Regions from separate parts of the Homo sapiens genome. Here all the other regions are linked to region 3. The links are chromatin contacts, found by Hi-C or POLR2A ChIA-PET in ENCODE. All regions are on one chromosome and are shown on one strand. The core of a region is the stretch at or near the end of the contact, and the rest is flanking DNA. Distances in the headings are between cores, read along the strand shown. Region 1 has its middle 31 kb from the start of KCMF1. Region 2 holds the start of TMSB10 (thymosin beta 10). Region 3 holds the start of IMMT (inner membrane mitochondrial protein).

Region 1 (3,159 bases), core at 86-2,585, 1.3 Mb before region 3:
AGCTACTCAGGAGGCTGAAGTGGGAGGATGCCTCATGAGCTGTGGTCACACCACTGCACTCCAGCCTGGGAGACAGAATGAGACCCTGTCTCAAAGAAAAAAAAAAAAAGGCACACTCCTGAATCTAAAGAAGTACAACTCTTTTTTATATAAGACCAGAAAAAAAATAATAAAACTCTATCCTGGAGTTTCTTATAAAGATGACACGTGTGATTTATTACTCATTTAAAAAGTGAAACCAGAGGAGAAACATCCTGAGGTAAGACTTTAACTGAACCCTTATGTGGTATAACAGACCTTATTTTTCATTTCATCACGCTACATGCTAAGTTAGAAACAAGTTCCCATGCATGTTAGGGTACATTTATATTTATGCCACAGTGTCAGAGTCTACACAGTTATTTTTTTCTTTTTTTTTTTTTTTTTTTGAGACGGAGTTTCACTCTTGTTGCCCAGGCTGGAGTGCAATGGCACAATCTCGGCTCACTGTAACCTCCTCCTCCCGGGTTCAAGCAATTCTTTTGCCTCAGCCTACTGAGTAGGGATGCCCGCCACCATGCCCAGCTAATTTTTGCATTTTTAGTAGAGATGGGGGTTTCACCGTGTTAGCCAGGCTGGTCTCAAACTCCTGACCTCAGGTGATCCGCCCACCTCGGCCTCCCAAAGTGCTGGGATTACAGGCATGAGCCACCTCACCCAGCCGTGTCCACAGTTTTCTAGTTTGCTGAGCTGCGGACCCACCAGCAGGTCTGCAGGGAAGGGATGTTCCTGGTAGAGCTCCTTAGGCCTCCCTCAGATCCATGGGATGCACTGGGACTGTTCCTTTAGCTACACAGATACATGACCATGTTCATCCTCTGCAGTTATTTAGTTATTACCCCAATCTTTCAGTGAAGTCTCTGCTAGACAAATGGAGTTGTAAGGTGACCTTGGTGTGACGGCAGGGGTAGTGATTATGATGGTGGTGATGTGAAAGGGTAGTGGTGAAAGTGAAGGGGATGAGGGTAGGGGTGGGGGGTGGTTACTTAAGGCTGCAGTCTGCAGTCTACTGCCGTGGCTGCTGAGAACAGTCTCTATTTGTCTGCCGTCAGTCTATCCAGATCCTTCTACCTGGGGGAAGATCTGGACTGGCCAAGCCTGGTCACATGGCAGCAACCAGGTTGCAACCAACAAAATTTCCTCTCTGGAGGGAAAATTAATCTAGATTTAGAAACTGCCAAGAGCTGGGTTTCTCAAGCCACCTTGGCCTTGAACTTCCTCCAAGGGCGGTCATCAGCAAGGGTGTAAGAGGTACTTGGGAGCCTGCAGTTGGTGGAGCTGAGATGGGTGTGGAGACCCCGCCTTTGTGATGGCCTGCAGGTTTCAGTTTTAAGCACGTGGCTTTAAAGGGGACTTTCCCCACCAGAGGAGGAAGAACTGACAATTGGAACAGCCCCTGAGCTTAACAAACTTTGCTGAAAGCAGCTACAATTGTCAAGCAATAAAGACTGAGATGGTAGAGTGTCCACACAGCTGCCGGCCGCTAGAGCCAAGACTGAAATCCAGAACCTTAGCCTGACCAAACCGGGAGTTCGTGAAAGCACAAAGCCTTCTGTGGGAAGGAGAAGGGAAATGAAAGCTAATATTAGGCTAAGCAGTTGTTGATAACGTTAAAAGTTTATGCCAAGTCAATGTGAAGAAAGAAATGACCAAAGATGGGCTTTCTGGTGGAGGAGATAAAGGATCATTGAGATGAAATGAGACCAGCATACCTTCCCTGAGATGCAAATTGCCCTCACCCCCCAATCTCAGCTAGGGAGACTGGGGGAGGGAGCTCTTTAAAAAATCAGGCCAGGCACAGTGGCTTGCTCCTGTAATCTCAGCACTTTGGGAGGCCTAGGTGGGCGGATCACTTGAAGTTAGGAGTTTGAGACCAGCCTGGCCAACATGGTGAAACCCTGTCTCTACTAAGAATACAAAAATTAGCAGGGTGTGGTGGCGCATACCTGAAATCCCAGCCTGTGCAACATGGCGAAACCCCGTCTCTACTAAAAATAGAAAAATTAGCCAGGCACCTATAATCCCAGCTACTTGGGAGGCTGAGGCATAAGAATCACTTGAACCCAGGAGGCGGAGCTTGCAGTGAGCCGAGATGGCACCACTGCACTCCAGCCTAGGCAACAGAGCGAGACTCCGTCTCAAAAAAATAATAAATAAGTAAATAAATAAACAAAACATAATAAGTTCAAAATTCCAATGGTAAAAAGAATACACAGTGGAGTTTCCCACTCTGGGACACCCAGTTCCCTTCCCCAGAGGATCTACTGGTTTCTTTTGTTTCCTTCCAGAGCTAGTTTATACATATACAAATTATATGAGTGTGTATGCATATATATACTTTTTTCCTTTTTTTCCTACAAAAGGCAGCATATTATTAATATAACAGGGTTCAGATACATGCTTTTTCATATATCAGGATATCTTGGAATGATCCAGATCAGTACCTAAAGAGGTTCCTCTTTTTTTTATAGTTGCATAGTATTTCTTTATGCAGTTGCACCATCATTGTTATTTATGTTGAGCACAGAGGTTACTTCCAGTCTTAGTTATTACCAACAGTGCTGCCATGCAACACCTTATACAAATGTAATTTCATACACATGCAAGGAAAGAAGCAGTCCTAGAAGAGAAAATGGTGGCAAAATTTTGTTAGTTATTGCCAAATTGCCCTCCATAAAATTTACACCAACTTTACCCTCCCATTTGCAATACAGGGCGGTGCTCCAGGTGTGAATGGAGACGACTTCGAGCTCACTGTGCTGAGAAACTGCTTTTCAGAGGGCTTCTACAGAGCCCACAGGTGAGTGAGCCCCTGGAGGAGGGGGCAGCTCTCTCCTTCCAAAGCTCTTCCTTTATACCTTTCTCATCTGAAGTTATGAAATTCACCATGGTCATTTGTTTAGTCACTCTCCCCACTCTGGCTGTGAACTTCTTAGGAGCTAAGATTTGGCTTTATTGGCCAGTGTGGTGGCTCACGCTGTAATCCCAGCACTTTAGAAAGCCGAGGTGGGTGGATTGCTTGGGCTCAGGAGTTGGAGACCAGCCTGGGCAACATGGCAAAACCCCATCTCCACAAAAAATATAAAAATTAGTCAGGTGTGGTGGCTCACACCTGTAGTG
Region 2 (3,279 bases), core at 296-2,795, 1.3 Mb before region 3:
ATAGATGAAGAAACTAAGGAAAAGATTTGCCCAAGGTCACACAAGCCTATGCTCTCTTCCCACTGTTCCAAACTGAAGGAACGTGAGAAAAGCAGGTAAAATCAGGAGGGGAGAAGCAGGGAGTGGTGCTCAGGCTTGTAATCCCAGCACTTTGGGAGGTTAAGGCAGGCAGATGGCTTGAGCCCAGAAGTTCGAGACCAGCCTGGGCAACATGGTGAAATCTCGTCTCTACAAAAAGAACACAAAAGATTTGCCGCTAGTGGTGGTGCACGCCCGCAGTCCCAACTGCTCAGGAGGCTGAGGTGGAAGAATCACTTGAACCGGGGAAGTCCAGGCTGCCATAAGCCGTGATCACACCACTGCACTCCAGCCTGGGTGACAGAGTGAGACCCTGTCTCAAAAAAAGTAAATAAATAAAATCAGGACCGAATTTAGGATGTCACCACCAAATCCCACTTTAAAGAGCTCGGTAATACTTCACACTTAAAAAAGGAAAGGTCAGGACAAATAAAAGAATGACCAGCCTTAACTCCGGGGCTGGTAATTTATGGAACTTATTACCTAACGGTGTTGCACAGGCTGAAAATACAACTTTTCTAAGAAAGATGTGAATAATTGCAGTATACCACTCCTACAATGGGTTAATAAGAAAAACAAGAACGTTTGTAGGCATGTGGGTCTCTATTATCCTCAAGGTTAACTTCAAGGAGGAAAACCGCACCCGCTGATACAGTGTTTCTAGGAGCTCGACGAGAAAAGGCAAACTGCGAGCCTTCTCGGGACGCCCTGTTCCCACCACAGCCCTTCACACAATGCGTCTAACAGCATTTAAGGAACACCCGCCACGCCAACGATCCTGCTGGAACCGCCCAGTTCAGGGAACAGGGGACGACTGACCAGAAGGCAACCGCCCCCAACCTGAGCAAAGAGCGCTGGAAACCTATTCCCCCCTCCCCCTACACCCCCCCGCCCCCCGCTCCACTACGGGACCCTCGGCTCGAATTCTTTTAGTGCAGGACCACCTTAGGACTCAGCCTCCCTAAGGAGAGGAAAAGTGGGGGAGGGAAGGGGACTCTGGAGGAGCAAAAGCAAGAGGCCTGGGGGCGACTGGGGTGGGGCGTCTCCTAGAGCGAGGATTGCTGCAGAGTGCGCGTGCACGCCCGCACATCCACACCCACGGCTACACATCATATCTGCACACGCACAAAACCACACACCCTCCCACGCCGGTCCCATATCCTTTCTGCGGGGTGAGCAGCAGATTCCCGGAAAGGGGGAAATGTAGCCGCAAAAGCAAAGCCGGGGGCCTGGCGCCCACTCTGGCGGCGACTACAGCCCCCACGCTGGGCACACTGCGAGCTGGGGGTGCCCGGCGCGGGAGAAGCCGCGCCCAGCCGGGCTGGTAGCCCAGCGGGGGGCGCGGCAGGGCGAGGAGCAGCCCGCGCTGCTCCCGCCCCTCGGGTGCCAGCACCGCCCCTGCTGCGGCGGGTGAGGGGCGGGGCGGGGCGCGGCGTATATAAGGCTAGGGGCGGGCGCCGCTCTTTTGTTTCTTGCTGCAGCAACGCGAGTGGGAGCACCAGGATCTCGGGCTCGGAACGAGACTGCACGGTGAGTGCGGCGCCGGGGCGGGGGGCCCACCCAGGGTGTGGTCGGATCCGGTGCACCGGGCGGGCGCGCCGCAACCGCGACAGGCGCCCTTCTCGGACCGGACGCAGGGGCCGGCGACCACGCCCTGGGACCGAGAAGAGGGGTGCGGGACGCGCCCAGATCCTCGGCCTTGGGGCTGCTCGGCACGCCTTGGCGCGAGTGCCACGTCGAGAGGCGTCGGCGGGGAGCGCGGAAGGGGACGCTGGCCCCCAGGCCCAGGTCAAGCGCCTTGGTTTGCCCACTAGGATTGTTTTAAGAAAATGGCAGACAAACCAGACATGGGGGAAATCGCCAGCTTCGATAAGGCCAAGCTGAAGAAAACGGAGACGCAGGAGAAGAACACCCTGCCGACCAAAGAGAGTGAGTGTGCCTCGGTCTCCCGCGCCCCAGCCCAGCCCCTCACCCTGCTCTTCCTTGCAAACCCACTCCTCCACCCCCCACCCCGCCGTTGTCCCCGGTGTGGGCGGCCCCGGCCACTCTTTCAGTTTCACAAAGCGCCTTGTTTCTCCCCAGCCCCAAGCTTCCTTCTAAATCCCCACACCTCGTGGGTGCCTCGCCCACACCGGGAAGCACCTCGGTTGCGGGTGGGGGTTGCAGCTCCCCTCCAGCGCCCGCTTCCCGCTCTCCACAGCCATTGAGCAGGAGAAGCGGAGTGAAATTTCCTAAGATCCTGGAGGATTTCCTACCCCCGTCCTCTTCGAGACCCCAGTCGTGATGTGGAGGAAGAGCCACCTGCAAGATGGACACGAGCCACAAGCTGCACTGTGAACCTGGGCACTCCGCGCCGATGCCACCGGCCTGTGGGTCTCTGAAGGGACCCCCCCCCAATCGGACTGCCAAATTCTCCGGTTTGCCCCGGGATATTATAGAAAATTATTTGTATGAATAATGAAAATAAAACACACCTCGTGGCATGGCTGGCGTGGTCTGAGTCTTTTAGTTGAGTATGCGTGGGCAGTGCCACTGCAGCAAAGCCCCTCGATGGAGTAGAGTTCCTGCCGCAAAGGGGAGGAGGTGGGTCGCAGAATGGGCTGACTCGGAGGGAGTTTTTAATTTTGGCTTTACCTGCTTCTCCGTAAGATTTCATGACTTGTTAGCCACTTAACTCTTGCTCGTAAGCAATCTGTGTAAAATTTAACCCCACTTTGTCCCCAGGTTGCGTTGGAAAATGCTTTTTCAAAAGAGCAAGGTTTGCTTTTGATAAGCTTCGAAAGCCCCACTGTTTCCCTCTGGCCTCCTCCTAGCTGACTCAGAAGGGAACACTGATTTTAAAGAAAGAAAAGACAATCTGGAATGTTGGAAATTGGGTGAGGTCACAAAGTCTCCGGAAGCCTTTCTTCGGGAGCTTAAAACAAAGGCGGGATCTAGGGATACAGCAACGGGAACGTCAGAACTAGAAGAACCAACACTAGAACTGGGGGAGGGGAGGGGGGAAGAGCTTTTGTCTTTTAACCCTAGTTCAGAACCTCCCACAAAAACATTAGCCATTAGAGGAAGTGCTAGACTGATCTGCTACCACCCAGTGCTCAGCAGGAAGGGTGGGGATGTGGTGGGAGGGAGGAAGGGTGGGCTGGCGCTGGCGCTGGCGGCCAAGCTCCAAGGGATGACACCTCAAACCCACAGGGAAGGAAT
Region 3 (3,153 bases), core at 253-2,752:
AAAGACCAAAGTAAAAGAAATTTGGAAGTCAGAGAGGCAAGCTCCTGGTAGCCTGCACGAAAGCAAACATCAATGTTATGAATGGCCTCTAGAGGCCTTGAGGCAAGGAACTGTAGGCAGGCTGTAGAAGCTGGGAGCAGTGGCTGGCAAGAGGCAGCAAGAAAAGAAGTACTTCAGTCCTGTAACTGCAAGGGACTGAATTCTGCCAACAAACTGCATGAGCCTGGAAGAGGACCCTGATCTCCAAATGAGAACCACAGCATGGCTAATACTTTGCAGCCTTATGTGACCTGGAGCGGAGAACACAGATCATCCGTGCCCAGACTTCTATCCTACAGAACCCGTAAGGTCATTCATGGGTGTTGTTTTAAGCTGCTAAATTTGTGGTATTTGTTACGCAGCAATAGAAAACTAACACAGGTTCGTTCCACTTTCCTATGGAAGGGGCTGCTTCTGTTACCTAGCAGCAAATAGGAAGAGAAGCGAACTTGAAAAAACAAAGCTTGACTTTTATGATCTCTAACTCACTATTCCTAGGGATTCTGTTCAATTACTGCTTGAGTCACAGTACTTGGTTTGCTATCTACATTTTGCCAAAATATCAACTTCCTGAAAATCATGAGCAGTGGAAACAGGCTTTTTAATTTTCAATTTTAGAAAGTAACTTTGGCAATTACGCAAAACTAGAAGTAACTGGGTATTTAGGCTCCTTGAATGTCAAAGTAGTCCCAGCGCCTGGAGACACAGATCCCTGCCCTAATCTCAGAAATGAGCCACAAGGTCATGACTCCTGTCTTTCCTTGAAGACCAGGAGTTTCAGCTCCACAAATGAAAATCTTTCGCTTTTGTTTGGATTAAGAATAACTCAGAAGTGTTCTCAGCTGCGAAAAGAAAGGCACTCCCTCCCAGATAATTACAACCTTGACCCCTAAAATGTGGACTCTCGCTAGAAGTCCAGGCACCTCCTTATTAAGGATGCAACAAGCCGCCGCTCCGCTCGTCCTGACGGGAACTGTAGTTCTCGCCCGTCGACCTTCAGCACTGAAAACCTATCGCGCGCCCAACCGGCGACCCAGACGCCAGCAGCCAGGATTGGTCCTGGACGGGGGCAGCGCGGCCCTGATTGGACTACATGCCCACGAAGCCGCGCCTCCCGCTACTCTCCACACCCCACCCCGCTGCTGCAATAACCTCAAGTCATCCCAGTCCGGCGAACTCCCTGGTGGCTGCCTAGCTGCCCGCCCGGGCCTCTCCCGACGAGGGTGGCCCTGAGGCTCGCCTTTGTCCTGGAGGCTAGGCAGCGACCAAGGCTCCCCCGTTTTTCGCTGACGGTTCTAGTTCAGCCTCCTCACGCGCCTCCGGGAGCCCCAGTGCTCACCTGGGCGGCGGCGGTCACACCCGATAACTGACAGGCCCGCAGCATCTCGGTCAAGCGGACGGCGCTGCTGGTGGACTCGAGCTGCCGCGGCGGCGCGAGTTAAGTGGAGGCGTGCTTGCGTGTGTGCGTGCCCGCGTCCGCGCCCGGCGCACCGGAAGCACAGCGGACGCCACTGCGCACGCGCGGCCCCTTCTACCGTCCCCGACTCCGCGGCTCTTAGAGGGTGGGCTGTGTCCCGGCTGCGGAAACGCCAACTCCAGGCGATTGGCGCGAAGGAGGCGAAAAGGGCGGATTCCCTTTCCGGGTCGCGCCCGGGCTGCAGGTCCTTATCCGGAAGGGGTTACTAGGTGAACACTGCCGGAGGGAGAGCGCTCTGAAATCCATTCTTCAGCCGCACGTGGAAAATGGACAGCTGTGACTCTTAAAGAGAATTAAAGCAACAAAGCATCTCAGCCTGCTCTATGAGCTGGATATTTCGTAGGAAGGAGCCGATTTGGCGAAAGTTACGTAAACAATGGAATTGTCTCAGTTTGCGCCTTTGTTTCGTTTGACAGCCCTCCAGGGAGTCATAGTGATTGCTGGAGACGGTGAACTAACACTGTGGGGACCCTTGTGCTAAACGTGTCAAGTGGCACAACAAGGATAGGAACACGGGTCCTTTGGACTCCACAGCTTCTGCTCCTTCCAGATTAAGCCACACTGCTTTCTCCAAGTTGTTACTGTAGTAACATCATTTTGGCTGCAGTTTGTGGATGGGTTGGAAGATGGGAAGTCAATGCAGAAGCACCGTTGAAAGTATTCCACTGGGCAGGGCGCGGTGGCTCACGCTTGTAATCCCAGTACTTCGGGAGGCCGAAGCGGGAGGATCGCTTGAGCCCAGAGGTTCGATACCAGGCTGGGCAACACAGTGAGACCTCGTCTCTATATAGAAAAATAAACAAACAAAAAATTTAAAAAGAAAAGTAGGGCCAGGAGCTATGACTCACGCCTGTAATCCCAGCACTTTGGGAGGCCAAGGCGGGTGGATCGCCTGAGGTCAGGAATTCGAGACCAGCCTGGCCAAAATAGTGAAACCCCGTCTTTACTAAAAATACAAAAAATTAGCTGGGCATGGTGGCGGGTGCCTGTAATCCCAGCTACTCGGGAGGCTGAGGCAGGAGAATTGCTTGAGCCCGGGAGGCGGAGGTTGCAGTGAGCCGAGATCACGCCATTGCACTCCAGCCTGGGCAACAAGAGCGAAACTCTGTCTCAAAAAACAAAAGTATTCCATTGATTCTGTAATCAAAATAAAACACGTTAAATATTAAGCATGGTATTAATACTCCATGTATACTCCAGAATTAATATGTTCGTATTAATACTATTAGCATCTTATTGCAATATCGTGGAAACTAACTTTTCTATCTTCTATTGGATTTGCAAAGTATTCCAAGTCTTAACTGGGTAATTTATTACAATATGTATTCTCTCTAGAGGTAGACTGCGCTATGACTTGTAGCATGGAGAGATGGACTTGAAAATTATCTGAAAGCAATAGTTATGTTTGTATATGTTCTATGTTCTATGGTTTTTAGGGGACTACAGTAATTACATATGTTTCATATCTCTTTCACTTAGCTTCCAGAGCAGTCTCCCGTTTTCTTTAGTAATTTTAGCAATTGAATTGCTGCCTCCCTGCCCACTGCTGTCATGCCCAGTGGTGCCGGTGTGATGACTTTTCTAACACCCTTGTCTTTGAACTTCTTAATGCCAGTGAACGCTTTCATCCTGCTTCA

Evidence for each region. A loop is a pair of places that touch in the nucleus more often than their neighbours do. ChIA-PET counts read pairs that join two places held with the same protein, here RNA polymerase II (POLR2A). Pooled maps may share reads with other maps.
Region 1: a loop to region 3 is called in a pooled map, with 8 times the contacts of the local background. The contact joins the enhancer-like site here to the promoter of IMMT in region 3. A Hi-C loop is called at or near these places in 1 of 37 single-sample maps with no recorded cell type and 3 of 50 pooled maps. POLR2A ChIA-PET finds 5 or more read pairs at or near these places in 1 of 52 experiments (OCI-LY7).
Region 2: a loop to region 3 is called in a pooled map, with 5 times the contacts of the local background. The contact joins the promoter of TMSB10 here to the promoter of IMMT in region 3. A Hi-C loop is called at or near these places in 1 of 37 single-sample maps with no recorded cell type and 8 of 50 pooled maps. POLR2A ChIA-PET finds 5 or more read pairs at or near these places in 1 of 52 experiments (naive thymus-derived CD4-positive, alpha-beta T cell).

What each region holds. Positions count from the first base shown.
Region 1 is chr2:84,938,461-84,941,619 of GRCh38, forward strand. No RefSeq gene overlaps it. Among named protein-coding and RNA genes, the nearest start is that of KCMF1, 31 kb to the right of the region's middle. RefSeq lists an enhancer at 1,049-1,558. Within about 2 kb of position 1,336, at least 13 of the 41 ENCODE cell types and tissues checked have a DNase peak (open chromatin) inside an H3K27ac peak, as active enhancers do; they include OCI-LY7, where a contact is called at or near this core.
Region 2 is chr2:84,904,111-84,907,389 of GRCh38, forward strand. TMSB10 (thymosin beta 10) reads left to right here and starts at 1,546. Exons shown (of 3, transcript NM_021103.4): 1 at 1,546-1,608; 2 at 1,893-2,007; 3 at 2,279-2,561. The coding sequence starts at 1,908. The coding sequence ends at 2,313. It overlaps LOC105374836 (a long non-coding RNA gene), which reads right to left and starts at 2,911. Exons shown (of 2, transcript XR_940308.3): 1 at 2,553-2,911. RefSeq lists a silencer at 1,303-1,842 and enhancers at 1,809-3,008, 2,813-2,872.
Region 3 is chr2:86,193,960-86,197,112 of GRCh38, forward strand. It overlaps IMMT (inner membrane mitochondrial protein), which reads right to left and starts at 1,503. Exons shown (of 15, transcript NM_006839.3): 1 at 1,379-1,503. The coding sequence starts at 1,423. RefSeq lists enhancers at 1,004-1,053, 1,174-1,353, 1,374-1,493.